Regions from separate parts of the Homo sapiens genome. Here region 2 is linked to region 1. A link is a loop called in an ENCODE intact Hi-C map of the cell type or tissue named here. Cell type or tissue: MCF 10A. All regions are shown on one strand. Each heading gives the region's core, and the rest is flanking DNA. Links, peaks and the distances in the headings are about the cores only.

Region 1 (7,788 bases), core at 1,789-6,788:
GGAAAACCTGCCTAGTCCCCTTGGGTTAGGGCAGCAGAGTCCAGTGAGATGAGTGAGTCCTACAGGAACCTGGTAAAATAACTCAGATAAACATGGGAACCCAACAAACTTCCACCGAGGGTTGAATAGTTCCCAGACATCAAGCTTGGTGGAGATCCTTCATGTTCACTGTTCATGATGGCTCTGTCGTGGCACGAAAAGCATTAGACATGGAGTCATCAGATTTTGTTTCTATGGCTTTGGCCTAATTATCTGGGTGACTCTGCACCAGTCAATGTTTTGACGTCTTGACCATAAAATCAAGGATAGCAATACCTACCACACAGCATTGTTATAAGTTCAGTTGCTATGATGGATAGTACAGCACAATAGAAACTAGAAAGAAATGTACAAATAAAAAGTACAGTCATGTGCCACATAATGATGTTTGGTCAACTGTAGACTGCGTATGTGACAGTGGTCTCACAAGATTATGATGGAGCTGAAAAATTCCTGTCATCGAGTGACAGTATAGCCATCATAATTACTCACATGTTTATGGTGCTTCTGAGGTAAGCAGCGACGTGCTGTACAGGTTTGTATCCCAGGAATAATAGGCTATGCCATATAGCCTAGGTGTGTAGTAGCTTATACCATCTAGATTTGTGTTAAGTGCACTTTATGATGTTTGCACAACCATGAAATCACTTAACGACAATTTCTCAGAACATATCCCTGCTGTTAAGCAACGTGTGACTGACTGTATTGTTATTTCTCTTTTCATGAGTCATAATTCAAATGTGTGTGTGTGAGCAATTTTTTGAAATGCAAACAAATTGGAAAGTTTTATGTCCTGGAAAGTGGAGAGCTGATTTAGTTTCTGATCGGGTATGGAAATACATCAATTACTAAAGAGATAGCAAGCAATTCCTTAGTGTGCATAAAACTTCATAATTGAATATTTAACTTATATTAAGTATCCAATAACTGGGTTTTGTTCTGAATGCTAGCATTGCATCCAGATTCGATTCTACATAGTGTTTTTAAGATGCAGTTTCACCAAAGAGATTCTTTTGCTGCCATAATTCCAAAGCCCTGGTTAAGGCCTCTCCAATCTAGGAGCCCCTGTAATTCTTATGATTTTGTCTGCACTTAGAGACGTGTTGATTCTCTTGTCGGGCCCATGTCCTACATCTTGTATATTATGTTCACTTATGATTGTTCCACGGCCACACAGGGTTCAGCAGGAGAAAGACCCTGGAGTTGTAGTCAAAAGACCCTCAATGTGTGCATATCTCAGATTCCTATCTATAAAATGAGATAAATGATTTACTTTGCATGATATGGTTTAAATGGAACACTGAATTGTTATTGGATTCTTACTTTGTTCCATAAAACTGTAACACTCATCATTTTATTCTTATTTCAAAGACCGAGACATTGTGTAGGGCAGGTAGACCTCCTAACCTAGACCATGTGATGCTAGGCCACCATCCTGGTGAGGCTTTGGGGCTTGGACTTGTCCATCAACAGAACATTTCCTGCTGGTTGAAGCAACTGCTTCTATTCTGGAAGAGCTCTGGTTCTGATATTCTTTCTATAAATAAGAATGACTAACACTGATGGAGCACTTACTCTGGGCTAGTCATTGTTCTAAGAACTTTATATAAATTAGTTCACTTAATCCCCACAACAGCCCTATAAAACAGGTACTCATTTTCCCCCGCCAACGTTTTTTTAGAGAAAAGGAAATAAAAACAGACAGTTGGTCACTTGCTCACCCAAGAATTAAGTGGAGAATCTGGGATTTGAACACAGACCTCCACTGTACTATATGGCCCTGTATGAAAAAGAGTATTTGTCCCTATCATTGGACAGATGAGCACAGAAGAATGCTAAACACTGGTCTTTCATTAGTAGACCCTGTATTTAACACACACTAAGTTTTACTCTACTGCACAAGCCCAAATGGCTTCCTTGTGGATCCTGGTTTTTCCAGATACCATATGAAGGGGTTTGATAAAGTAGTTTCTAAAAGACTTTCATAGCAATATTCAATAATTTCATGGCTCAGAAATTTACACCAAGCTAAAATGCCTGGTCTACTTCCTGTGACAAATATATGGTAATTTATCCATGATTTTATCTTTCCAAAGGTTGTTGAAAGCATTTTTTCTACTGAGAAAATCCTTTTCTAATTTTGCCAATTTTTCCAGAGGATGGGGATATTTTAAAGAAAATTGGTTCTGGTGATCTGGTCAAATTTGTTTCAGATCTGGTCTGCTTATTAGCCCATAGGACACTTGTAATTGAATTAGTCTTTTAAAGCCCAGATCTTATCTAGCCCACAGGACACTTGCAATTAAACTGGTCTTTTAAAGCCCAGATCTGACAGTTCCTTCCGGTGATGAAAAATCAGGACTCTCCAGTGTTTACTGAATGAGGTCAAATTTGTTAGCTGGGTATTCAAGGTCTTCAATTGCTATTTCCAGTCCTTTTCTCTATTGTGCGTCTTTATCCACCATTTGGCTTCTTACCTGGTTCACACTTCTCCCTCTACTTGGAATTCCCTTCATCCCTTTCTCCTGTTGAAATCCTATGTGTCTTTTAAGGTCACCATGGATAATACCTGTTGTCTGAAACCTTCTATTCTTTCTTCAGTTAGATGATCTCTCAGGCCTACACTCCTGCAGCATTTAAACCACGCTTCTCTTTCACCACATTTACTTCAGTTTAATTGCTATAGTAATTATCTGTGTATAGGAAAAATTACTTTATCCATGTACAGAGCTTTGTTTTTGATGAATATGAAGCTCAGTAAAAATGTATCTAGATATCTGCTTTAATGATCTTAAATTCATTTTCAGTGAAATAATCATAAGAAAAGGGATAACTGAAAAAAAAGTTCATTTCAAGGGGAGACTGCTGTTAAAACCATTTTAGCAAAGATAAAATAGGGTTCATTTTAGAAACTCTACTTCAAGAATAAAGTTTAGGGCTTTTTAAAAAAAAAAAAAAACCAGGTTAATACGTTTCTAGAATCTAGAAGGACAATGAATATGTCAAAGACATGACTTTATTGAGAGCCGCTTTGTTTTCTATAGGTGGCATGTATACGTGTGGACATGCCAGTGTTAATTTTCCCACAGCAGGGTGGTGTGGAAATAGGATAGTTTTAGAGGCTGGAATAGGTAAATTGTGGCTCCGTCTTGGAAACTTCTATCCCTAAGTGTCTTGTTAGTTAAACTGAATGGAAAGAAAATTGCCCTGTTTGTGACTGCTCATAAACTTTTAATATACTCTTCTTACATATCTGAGATATTTTACACTACAAATTCTACTCCATCTTCTCTGGAAAGAGTCTGAGACCTAGTTTGGTAGAGGTTTGGGTGTTGCTCCTCCGTGTAGACTCCAGACTGAATTCTTGGCTCTCTTCAGAGTTTCTGTGTACTACTTCAACAGATCTCGTTTCTGCTTAAATTAGATGGAGGGATTCACTTGGTTGCACTTAGGATTTCTGACTAAGAGGGTCATAATTCTATGTGACAGGATATTAAACATGGTTCTCCCACTTTCCTTGGAATTTCAGCAAAAATCCCAGAGGAGGAGAAAAGCACAATTGGTTCACATCCCAAAGCAAGGTACTGGGCCACCTCTGCCAGACCTACTGAGAGACTGCAGGTCTGGTTCTGCCGGCATTAATCAAATACCCGCTTCTAAGCTACGTCAGAGCTGGAGGCTGAACCCCCAGGAGAGTGACATATTCTGTGGAGAAAGCTGTCTTCATTCCCTGGTGCTTTTGTTCTCCTCTCAATCTGAGTGAGAGAGCCTTCAAAAGAAACATCATGTGATGCTTGATGTCTTGTGTCTCCTGTAGACTTAGGGGATAGAGCAGTGAGTACTTAACTCATTCCTTGTCTGGGACTCCGAAGGCCATGATTCATTGAGGCTCTTTCGTTTCCCCCACTGGAGACTACTGCTAGATTAAAACACACATGCATATATTTAATTGACGTAACTAATTTATAATCTCTATTTGTAAATCCTCTGTAATATTGTAGCTAGAATCTAAAATGAATGAACTCCAAATCTTGCTGTAAGGATGTTGCTCTCTGGAGCAGAAAGAATAGTTGGCTAACTCTCCCTCCCTCCCCCCTGCTATCCCTCTTTCTTGACTCCCTTTTCCCCAACACAGGATTACTTTGGGAATTCTAATCAAATCAGGCAAGTGTCTATCTGAGTGTGCTCTAAGTTCCAAAAGCCCCTAGCTCAGTGCCTAGCAGATGGCAGATGCATCTTTCCTAGAAAACACCCATTGTGTTCAATCTCAGTTTTTGTATCAGTAGCTGACAGCATTTTAGCAGTCTAAGATGATGATTAATGCTTGTGACTATCTGGCATTCAGTAATGTTATCCCCCGTTCTCACTGAGGCTGGTGAGGACAGGGATATTGCATTTGTCTTACAAATTTGCTGGGGCAGAGCCAGAGTAAACATCCACTGGAGGTTCCGTTTAAGGCCAACTCATTAGAATTTTAACCAATTTGCAAGAATAATCTCAATTAGCAGAGCTCATTAGACTTTAATTGGACTTTAAGCTCTTCCTTTAACCTGGTAGCCTTGGTGGGGCTCCTGAGGATTCGTTGCTGGGGGTGGATGTCTACATGGATGTATACGTGTGGGCATGCCAAAGAGTTAATTTTCCCACAGCAGGGTGGAGTAATCCAAAGAAAACAAACAAGGAATCAGACTGTCTTGACAAAGGCACTACATGATTGTAAAAGGCAACAGGACCCAGGTTTTGCAAAAAAGCAAACCAAACCAAAACAAAAAAACATGCAGACACGCAGACAGCTTTTTAAAAATTTCTTCCTTATCACAGCCAAAAGTTGCTGCTGCTGATTATCTGTGCTCAAGACTGGTCAACACAAATGTCTTTGGAGAACAGCCACCACTCCCTCATTCCAGGCCGGCCTTAGGTAACCTGAGGATGACTCGGTGTTAAGCCAACAATCTGTCCTGGCCCTGGTCCTAGCAAGTACCTATCGTGTGCCCGCAGCAGTGTCTGGGCACCTCTTCTCTCAATTTGTAAAGTGTCCAACCTGTGTTCTTCCAGTTAACCCTTTCTTGATGTTGTGCTCCCCTCCCCCTTATCATCCTTGATACTATAAAATCATTAAGATATGTTGCTTTTGATTGTGAACTAGGTCACCTCAAGACTCAAGACATCCCCTCTCTTTTCTTGTGTTTGATTCCCAGGAGTTCATAGACTTTGAAGAGGACCCGGGGGTCCCATCCAGCAGAACTCTGCATTTGATATAGCATGGACAGGTGCCCATTGCGTCCACTTCCAGGAACAGGTCCCTGTCCTGTCTTCCTGTGTATACCACTCACCCACCCACATCTCTTGATTTCCTGAGCTACACTGAATATGCTGAATCCAGCTTCCTCCTGACAGCCTTTCAAAGCCGCCCAGGACTTCCTTGAGATTGCTCTTCTTCAGATGAAGAGCTTCTTCCATGGGTGCTGCCATTTTGAGATCTTCCTCCATCCTGACCTACAACACTTCTCCATGTTCTTATCCTTTACCACTTATGATGAAGGACTTAAAGCAGAGAACATCCTACCTACAGCTCCGCATTCTTAATGCTCACGTAGAACAGAATTTCACCTTCCATGCCATGGCCTTTATACCTTTGTTGATATAGCCAGCTGTGGTACCTTTAACTTTATTTGCCAGGCCTGTGAGACCTTTGCCCTGTGACAAGCATCATGTCAACCGGCCCCTCTCAACCTGGGCTTTTTCAGCTCGGCTGATTCCATCAGGGCTGTGACCCACCTAATGGCAGGGCTTTGTATTGACCGCATCTCACTTTGTCTTGTTGAATGTGGATGGTCTTTATTAGTAACCCACTCAGGAATCCAGAAATAGGAACTGTCCAGAGCTGTTCTCTGGGGCCCGGGGTATTCTCTGTTGTACATAGGGACATGCTGACTTTTATTTAGAAAATTCAATGTGTGATTTATTCCCAAATCTCCAACCTACTGAATTTTGTATCCTGGCCTTTTTTTTTCTGCTCACATGGCCGTTTCTTGGAAGTAAAGAGAACTTTGAAGAGGGTAAAAAAAAAAAAAAATTAAAAGAGATGATGTTCTTCAATTGTTTTTCATTTTTTCCCCAGAGATTGCATAGTTTTCTCTCATAAATCCAATCAGTCTTTCAAACTTAAACATAGCATTTATTTCTTTGTTACTTAGAATCTATGGAGGCTGGGAATGGGAATGAGGAGAAAGGAGAAGTCAGCAGGTAACAGAGGAAAGGGCATTAGATCCAGAGCCAGGAGGCTACATGGGTGTGTGACCCTGCAGTTGCACTGAGCCTGTGCTCAGAGGGCTCTGTGTTTGACTGAATGCTGTGTTTTTGCCATCTTGAAATTCTTAACTTTTTAAGAAAGGGGTCTCGCATTTTAATTTTGCACAGGGCCTCAGCTGATCCATCCTGATTAGGAGCCCAAACTCTCTCTCCTCCTCTCCCTCTTCCAATCTTGGCACGTTATTCACCTCATATCCACTAAGTAAAATGAAGGTGTTTCCACATCTGGCGATATGTGAATCTAAAGCAGAAGAGGTAGAAAAATGGGAAAGTGGGCTGTGTCACGAATAGTGAATGGAACTGGGGCTTTACACAAGGTCTTTGACTTTACCTGATTCAATTCTTCTTCCTCTTCTTCTTATTATTTCCTTTTTTGAGACAGGGTCTTGCTCTGTCACCCAGACAGGGGTGCAATGGTGCAATCACAGCTCACTGCAGTCACCATTTCTGGGTTCAAACCATCCTCCTGCCTTAGCCTCAGGAGTATCTGGTACTACGGTCATGTGCCATCATATCTAGCAAATTTTTTTTTTTTATTTTTAGTAAATACAGGGCCACACTATGTTGCCCAGGCTGGTCTTGAACTCCTGGCCTCAAGCAATTCTCCTGCCTTAGCCTCCTGAAGTGCTGGGATTATGGGTGTGAGTTACTGGGCCAGGCCTCAAAACTCAGTTCTCAAAGGGGAAAATGGTCTCCTCAAGTCCCATAACACACTGGAGTAGAGTTGTCTGTGAGTGAGTCTCTCCCTCAGGGGCCCATAGGGAAAGTGATGGCCATAGGCAAGGAGTGGCCAATTATGGGCAGGGAGAGTGAGATCAGACTATTTCCTCCTTACTCAGGTGCCTGCCTTTCTCTTACTCTGTGAAACACATACAGATACTCTAACACACTAAAATAGCATTGAACAGTTTTTGCGCAAGGGTTCCAGTGATAATTCCAAACCACTCAGAGTCCAGGGTGGAAAATTGGGCCCTGTGTTGTAGAGGAGCATGGAGACCTGCACCTGGGCCAACTGTGCATCCTTTGCGGACTCCCTCTGAGCGTGCTGTGTGGGTGCTCTTTCCATCCAATGTGAGCTCATCTGTTCATGTCATGTTGGAGCAGGCTCCTTAAACCTTGTGGGAGATGCTCCGTTGCTTTTCCAGTTTCTGGAATGTGTTCTGTATTCTTCACCGCAGAGCTTCTGCCTTAAACAACTCCTACCCCACCTTTTCAATATACTTCCCCAGGGAAGTCTTTTTTGATCACCAGTCTCATATAGGCATGCCTAGTGTTCACCTTCACTATCATACCACTTGTAGCTCATTTATAATCACGTCGGTTTCTTTCGATGTCATTTTGGTTAATGTTTGTGTCCTTCACTAAAATGCAAATGACTAAAATTTACTGAGAGTTTACTATTTTTCAGGAGCTTTACATGTGTTATTTAGTGTTTAT
Region 2 (7,788 bases), core at 1,298-6,297, 430 kb after region 1:
AATGTGGTAAATGATGATGCGTATTCCCTTGTGGGGAAAAGCAGCAAATGCCACAGTGTCCCTGCCATGCTCATGCTCTCCTTAGTTATGGAATTGCTGATTCCTGGGAGTTGAAAGGATCACCTAGGTTATTCCCTCTCACTCAGTTGATGTTGGAATCCCAGCTACAAGGTGCCTCACAAGAGCCCCTCCCATCCCATCCCTCTTTGGATGTTTCCACTGATGGCGAGTCTCCAATCCCTGGAGGCAGCCCAGCCTAATAATAAGCCTGCATCTATTTATTTATTTTTTTGGGTTATTAGAAATGTGTGGTAATGTGGTCTAAATGAATATTGAATTGATAGCCATCTCTTGAAAAATAGCAGAATGTCATGTCCCCATTATTTCCTAGGAATTCTCAGGGAAAATGTGTGTATTCTCCACATTCGTGAAGGTGGCCACTTGTAATAACCACCTCCAGCTGCCAAGGCTTGAAACAGTAGCTGCTATAGAGGTCGCAGGACACTTTGCATTCCCCAACCCTAAGCAACAGCAGGCTGCCGGCTCCCACACTCTCTCCCTCTCCCTTGATTCATGATGAGTTGAGTTAAAAGAGCACCATCTTCTTCATGGCACCTAGCAGGGCTGTGGATGGTCTTAACATTGACAGGCTGCAACCCATCCTAGGGATCCCTGCTTTGCTCCCCTCATGGGGATGGAAAGAATCAACTTTATCCCTTCAGAGGGAACTAAGGTCTCCTTATCCAACAAGCCCCCTTCATGCCATGGAAGGAGGCTCAGAATAATGAAGTTGCACACACGCGCGCACACACACACACACCCCATTTCAATATGAAGCATTTGGATTAATGCACTGCCTTTGGTCAGTTTCCTGAGAAGCCCTCGAGATGATAATTCAAGTGCAAGTGATTTATTAGGGGAGAGTTCCCAGGACGGCCTAGCAGAGGAGCTCAGGAAGCAGGAAAGGAAAGGGGAAGACATCAAGCAAGGTACAATCTCAGTCAGTCAGTGTGCAGCCTCAGTCTGATCCCACAGGGAGTCTATAGAGAGGAAATTACACCTTAGAGTTCATTCAGACTCGAGGCAAGGTGGCTAAGGGTTCATATTCTTTATTACAGTCCATCACTGGCATGGGCCACTCCAGCAGGTTGCAAACTCGGGTGCTTCCAGCTCTCTGAGCTCCTGGGCAAAGTGGCTCTAGTAGTCCAAGGGCACTGCCTGTTAGATACAAAGGCACCCAGAAGCCAGGGAAGGGATACACAGAAATGTAAAAGGGATCTGAGAGGATCTGGCCAGAGCATCAACATGTCCACTCATTCACTTGTGTCATCCCCAAACAATGGGTTTTATTGGCCCAGACGTGATGTACTTCTAACATAACTTACTTGGTATCTGTATAGTAAGAAACAGTCAACAATCTTTTAATAAACTCTGGGGTAGGGTGGGACTGGGAAGGTTCTGCCTCATGCCACACCCCAGTGCATAATCCAGTCTAAGTCCTCCAGTCTAAGTCCACACTGGCTGTTTGGTATACATTCACATTTCGATGGACACTGTTCAAGTAAATTCTTGAAGCCACTTTATAGTGGCTGCTGCAAAGTCTTGTTTGCTGCGCCTCTGTCGGCATATGAGCTTGGTCACATCCCCTCCACTAGAATTTTCTATCCAGCTGCCCATCAAGACTAGTCAAATCAATCACCTCCCAAAAGATGATAAAGATTTTTATAAGCAAGTCTGGAGCACGTCTCTCCGTTCTGCAGATGATGGCATCTCTTGGAAGGTAGATATTATATGCAAAATCACCCACATAAAACTCCTCTGCAAACACAAATCCAAACCCAAATAAAGCTGCTCTTACTTCCCTTTACAGTAAACAATCCAAAATCTATAGGACTATCAAATCAGGTCTTTATCTTTGTGGGTGTGCTTGCATTTAATTTTCTACTAATAACTACAAGACCCCTGGTGCTCCATCATTTTATGCCCAGGAACCTATAACATGGCAAGGAAATCTCAAGACATTGCCATTTCAATTTTATCCAAGTTTTAATGGCCCAGCATTAGGTCCTGTTTATTTTCTCTCGCTTTTTTTCCTCCCTGGAGTAAACAAAAGCATATGTTCCTTTCACCTTCTCCCTGTAACACCTAAAAAGGCAGGCAAGAGAAAACCCCAGGGAACATCACTCTTAAGTCAAACCAGCCCACACAAGTTGGACTCTCATGTCTGTTTAAAAGAGTTTATCCTGTTTCCTCTGACACCCCTTCTAATCTCTGGCACACAGTGGTAGGCATTCAGTAAGACTGGGCTCCTGGGTCCTTCCTCTTTCCCCTTCAGTAACTCAGGTTCTACCAAATTTCCTCTTCCACATTCTCTATCAGCCCTCGTCTCTTGCCTTCAGAACTTGTTTCTCTGTTTATCTATCTGGTTGTCCACTGCTCCCATGGAGACAAACGAATGAATGAGACTATATTTTCGAGCACTTACTATGTACTGGGAACCTTCTACCTATCACCTTATTTTAATCCTCACACATTCTCCTGTAAAGTATCATTATTTTCCCATGAAAGCTAAGGTACAGAGAAGGTCAGTGACTTTTCCTAGATCAAGTAGCCAGGAGAGAAGTAGGATGTGACATGGAAACCAAGTTTGGCTGAATCTAAGTGTAATAATTTCTGACCCCTGCAGTTTCCATTTTCTAGACTATGCTTTGGGTCTTCAACTTCCACGCCAACACCAGAGGATAAGTATTTGAGACCCCCACATTGGTCATCCAACTATGAAAAAATTCTCATTTTAAGCATATACAGCTTAAAAAAAGAATCAACTTCATGTATTTGGAAAACCGTAAGTGCCATCTTCCATCATTCAAAAATGTCTGTAACAGACCAGCATTATTGACAGTTCTGAGCTAGACCGAAGGAACTCTTTTCTATGACTTCAACAGAAATATTTTGTTATTACAATGTTTGCAAACATTTTTAAGGTATTGTTCAGTCAAATGATAGTCCCTATAGCTTGCAACTCAAAATATCATGGTGGTGAAATACTCATTAGTCACCTGCTATAACTTCAATGGAATGTGCTAGGACACGGAGTTTGTAAAAGCAGATATTGTCTTGTTAAGCTGTCAGGTCCCATAATGTACAGCCTCACGCAAGGACACTGTCATCAGGAAAAAGGCTTAGATTATGTGCTCCAAGTACACCAAGAAACTGGTTTCTGGAAACCCGACTTTTCAATGAACGCTTGTTAAAGCAGAGTTAATGTGTTTCCTACTGTTATAACAATGACGTGTGAGTCACATATGTGGTTTCGAGATTCCTAAACTGGATCTGCCTGGCTGCTGATGTAATCAGAAATAACCTCTGGCTGTTTGAGACTATAATATTCTGGAGGAAAACTGCCCAGCTGATGCAACTGCTGATTTTTGTTAACGCTATCACCAACATTCCCAGCATTCAAAATTCTTTAAGATATTATTATTCATTAATACTTTGTTTTAGATATTATTATTCATTAATACTTTGTTTTCATTTGGAAAATTTATTTACTATCAAAGCAAAATATTTTTGGGATTCAGCCTGTAAATTTATCTTAATTCTCACTGTCCTCACTGTCTGAAGGTCCTTTGTTATTGGGGAAAAGAATGTGGGGTTAGGTGTCAGGCAGATTTGCACTTGAATTTCAGCTCTGTCACTTACCTGTGTGATTTCAGAGAGGTTACTGAACCTCTCTGAGCCTTGAGTTTCTAATTTGGAAAAACAGGAAATTATTCCTATCTCACAATGTTCTGAAAATAAAGTTAGACATAGAGCAGCATTTGGAAAAACAAGAGAGTACAACATAGACAACCAGGTATTTGGACCTAGGCTTGCCTCTAGGGAGCCTGGCTTGATGAATCTGCTGGGTTTTGAGCCCTGTGGGCCCTCCAGCTGGGCTGTCCTCCCCAAGCCCTAAACAAGGGATTCATTCAAACTCCCTAGGTCTTCACAGAAAGCAAGAGAAAAATGATGAGAGGAGGTTGTTGAGCCAGTTGCTTGCAAGAGCAGTCTTTCCTATGGGATGCCATCAGTCAGTTGTTAAGTTTACAAAGCAGCAGGAATATGTAACTGAGAATTTTGACTTTCAAAATTTCTATGAGCAGCCTCTTGGTATCAGAACAAGAAGATGGCAGTTGTGAAAGGAAGAAGATCATGAAAATGCTGCAATTTCAGAGGGGCAGAGATCAGGGCAGAAAAAGAAATCATAAGCTTCCTGACACCTGAGGCTGATTCGTTAAGCAGGAAAGAGGAGGATGCTTACAAGGTGTTTCAACCACCAGGGACCCAAAAGGTGGGAGTGTAAATTAGTTCAACCATTGTGGAAGACAGTGTGGTGATTCCTCAAGGATCTAGAACTAGAAATACCATTTGACCCAGCAATCCCATTACTGGGTATATACCCAAAGGATCATAAATCATCCTACTATAAAGACACATACACACGTATGTTTATTGCAGCACTATTCACAATAGCAAAGACTTGGAACCAACCCAAATGCCCATCAATGATAGACTGGATAAAGAAAGTGTGGCACATATACACCATGGAATACTATGCAGCCATAAAAAATAATGAGTTCATGTCCTTTGCAGGGACATGGATGAAGCTGGAAACCATCATTCTCACTAAACTAACACAAGGACAGAAAACCAAACAAACACTGCATATTCTCACTCATAAGTGGGAGTTGAACAATGAGAACACATGGACACAGGGAGTGGAACATCACACACTGGGGCCTGTCAGGGGGTGGGGGGCTAGGGGAGGGATAGCATTAAGAGAAATACCTAATGTAGATGACAGGTTGATGGTTACAGCAAACCACCATGACACACGCATACCTATACATGCATACCTATGTAACAAAAACTGGACGTTCTGCACATGTACCCCAGAACTTAAAGTATAATAAAAAAGAAAGAAGCACAAAGGATTTGCTCTGAGGACCACACCACAGTACCTGTGTCCTTAGTCACCTTCCAGTTAGAAAGCATTTCCATATATACCATGCATTTTCAGCCTCGCCCCACACTATGAGTCAGGAATCCCATTTTGAGAGATGAAAAACTACAGGCACAGAAACCCTGGATGACCTAAAAATTCTCTGTGAAATCACGCTAGATAAATAGCCACATGTTGCTGCAGTGCGGTAAGTGTCCTTTGGTTTAGACTTCTTTCTTAATTGCATCATGAAATTGAATTATATCCCGAAGACCTGGGAAAGAGCAGAAGATGTTATGCAGTTTATAAAGTCTTTTCATGTTTTTGGTGTGTTCCATTCCAAAGGAAGCAAAAGGAAAATTTGAAATGCTGACTTTAATAGTGAAACTCCATGTTGTGGATTCACTATGTTCTTAAGTTTATTTTTTAAAAGAAGAAGAAAAATCTTTAAGGAATAGTAAGCATCTTTATCTTATCAAAATCTGATATCCAAATGAGAAATTGCTTCCTCTTTCTAAAAATAATAAGCACTTACTATATTCTGGACAGTATAAACACTTTGCAATCATTATCCCCTCAACTCAATGGAGTGGGTATTATTACTATCCTTTTATTAGAGATGTAGAATAGGAGACTGAGAGAATTTTTAAGTGACTAGCCTAAGAACAGTCAGCTTCTATGTGGTAGACCCAGGATCTGAACACATTCTGATGCCAAAGCATGTTTCTCTTATTCCTAATTGCAACCCTACACAAACTGTACTGGCAGAGCATACACATTTTTTCACGGAATTATGAAAAAAAAAAGCCTCATGAGGTAAGAAATACCACTTTAAATTTTCAGATAAGAAAACTGACTACATGATTTCTCTATTTCATGCAAGTAGACAGGTGAAGATTCAGAATAGCTCTAAGGCTGAAACTGGAACCCAGAACCCTTGAGTCTAGAACAACCTAAATCGGTTCCTTCTTTGTATCTGGCATTGTGAGTCCTCATGAGAAAAAAATTGGGGGTTAGTGCAAAATTTATTTCTCCATAAGCAAGCAACTGTTAAGTTGTACAGAGATTTACATACAACAACTGGGACCATCCCACTTACTGCCCAAATACTCATTCGCTCAATTGCCAACTAACATTTATTGAGTACCAAGTATATACAAGGCATTGTCAAGTCTTGGAGTACAGAATAAGCAAAGAAAGAGTAAAAGATGTCTGTAACCTTCATGGTACTTATTGGGTCCCCCAATGCCTTCTTCACCAGGCACACTTTCCCAATATTGATGGAAAAAGAAATCTATTGTTAAATCTCAGTGATTTTCTTTGAACTTTTTTCCTGAAATCCCCATTGCCTTTGGCATAATCTGGCTACTTCCTGGGTTCTACCAAGCTTTGGCCCAATGAGGGTGACTTCGGTGACTCTTTAACAAATACCTTAGACACCCCCTCATTTACTAGCCTGGATTAACAAACAGCTTGTCCTGAGCAACTCTGGATGTAGCCAATACCATGCAGTGACCTCAGAGCACAAACATCTGCCTCAATGTTATCCTGAGGGCAGACATCTGCTCAGGGAGTTTTTCTGGACTTTTCTTGAGATGGCTTGATCTCTACTGGGAGATCACCTTCTGGGTTCTATGGATGGACTATATATTCCAATATGTCTGCTGTCTGGAAGCTGTCAAAGATAGATTCCTTGGAGTGGTGATGAAAGTGCCTTGTTTGTTTGGCTTCCCTGAATGCAGAGGACTGGAAAGAAGCAATCTTATAGGATGATTGGCCATTAGCGGTTTCCAGTTGACTTTGCCAGACCCAGAAGAGCTATGTCTGACCTAACCTCTGCTTCAAGGAGACTACACACAAATATAAATAATCAGTTTCCAAGGCTAGTGTCCACCTCGTGGTATCCTGGTCCCCTCTGCGTTGTAATGTATACCTCAGTATCTTAGTAACTGCTGAAGAGAGACGCTTGGTTGAGACGACCAGTATAGATTGCAGTCTCAGTAAAAGGCAGGGTCCATGTGTGCACATCTTTTTACAGTTAACAAGATCCTGCTATTTCTAATACTTCACTCAGTACTCATGATAATATCAAAAGGCAAATTTTGTTATTCTCAGGTCACAGATGAAGAAACTAATGTACAAAGCTAGTGGCAGAACTGGGACTAAACACTGGGTCTAACAACTACCAAATAATTCTCCATCTTCTACTTTATCATAAGATGAAATGATTATTATAATAGGAAGGACTTCCTTGAAATTTTATATACATACATATATATATAGCATCTAGCCCTGTGCATTACATAAAGTAGTCCCTTAGTAAGGAATAGCTTTTTTTTTTTTTTTAATGTAAGGCAGCACAGTATAATTGTTCAGCCATGAGAAAGGAGGTTAACTTGAGATAACATCCAGTTACTCAGACCAGGTACTTAGTCTCTTCGGATATTCATTTTCTTATCTAAAAATGGGATAATGATTAAAAACTTTCTAAGGTTAGCATGAGAATTGTATAGCTAGAAGACAGGAATTTGCTCCCTACGACTGAGGTGCAACTTTTGTAAGATAGAGTGGGAGGGAACACTCACCTCCTTTCTAGGCTGCATACAAAGACCCAGGATACTTCCATGGCACCTGAAAAATGGAAGAGTATACTCTATTTTTAAATCCACAGCTATTCACTGAGATGTAAAATGAAAATGTTTCCATTCACAAACACAGAACTCTGCCATCACGCTAAGGCTTTTTTTTGCAAATATCCTAAGGCTTTGCCTCTCAGTGATCAATTTCATGGCACCATGGACCAC

Evidence for each region. Peaks named below come from ENCODE experiments on the same cell type or tissue, not always from the same donor. Only the 100,000 strongest peaks of a DNase experiment are listed, where the experiment ranks them.
Region 2: it touches region 1 in a loop (17-fold over the local background); 4 of 110 quality-filtered maps call a loop at or near these places.

The regions. Positions count from the first base shown.
Region 1 is chr9:108,470,580-108,478,367 of GRCh38, reverse strand. No RefSeq gene overlaps it. Among named protein-coding and RNA genes, the nearest start is that of ACTL7B, 380 kb to the left of the region's middle. In MCF 10A, for the core only: no CTCF peak of the experiment used is centred there; DNase peaks (open chromatin) are centred at 4,437, 4,687 and 4,977.
Region 2 is chr9:108,044,776-108,052,563 of GRCh38, reverse strand. LOC105376214 (a long non-coding RNA gene) reads left to right here. Exons shown (of 6, transcript XR_007061722.1): 6 at 2,687-7,788. Among named protein-coding and RNA genes, the nearest start is that of KLF4, 560 kb to the right of the region's middle. RefSeq lists an enhancer at 1-183. In MCF 10A, for the core only: no CTCF peak of the experiment used is centred there; a DNase peak (open chromatin) is centred at 3,173.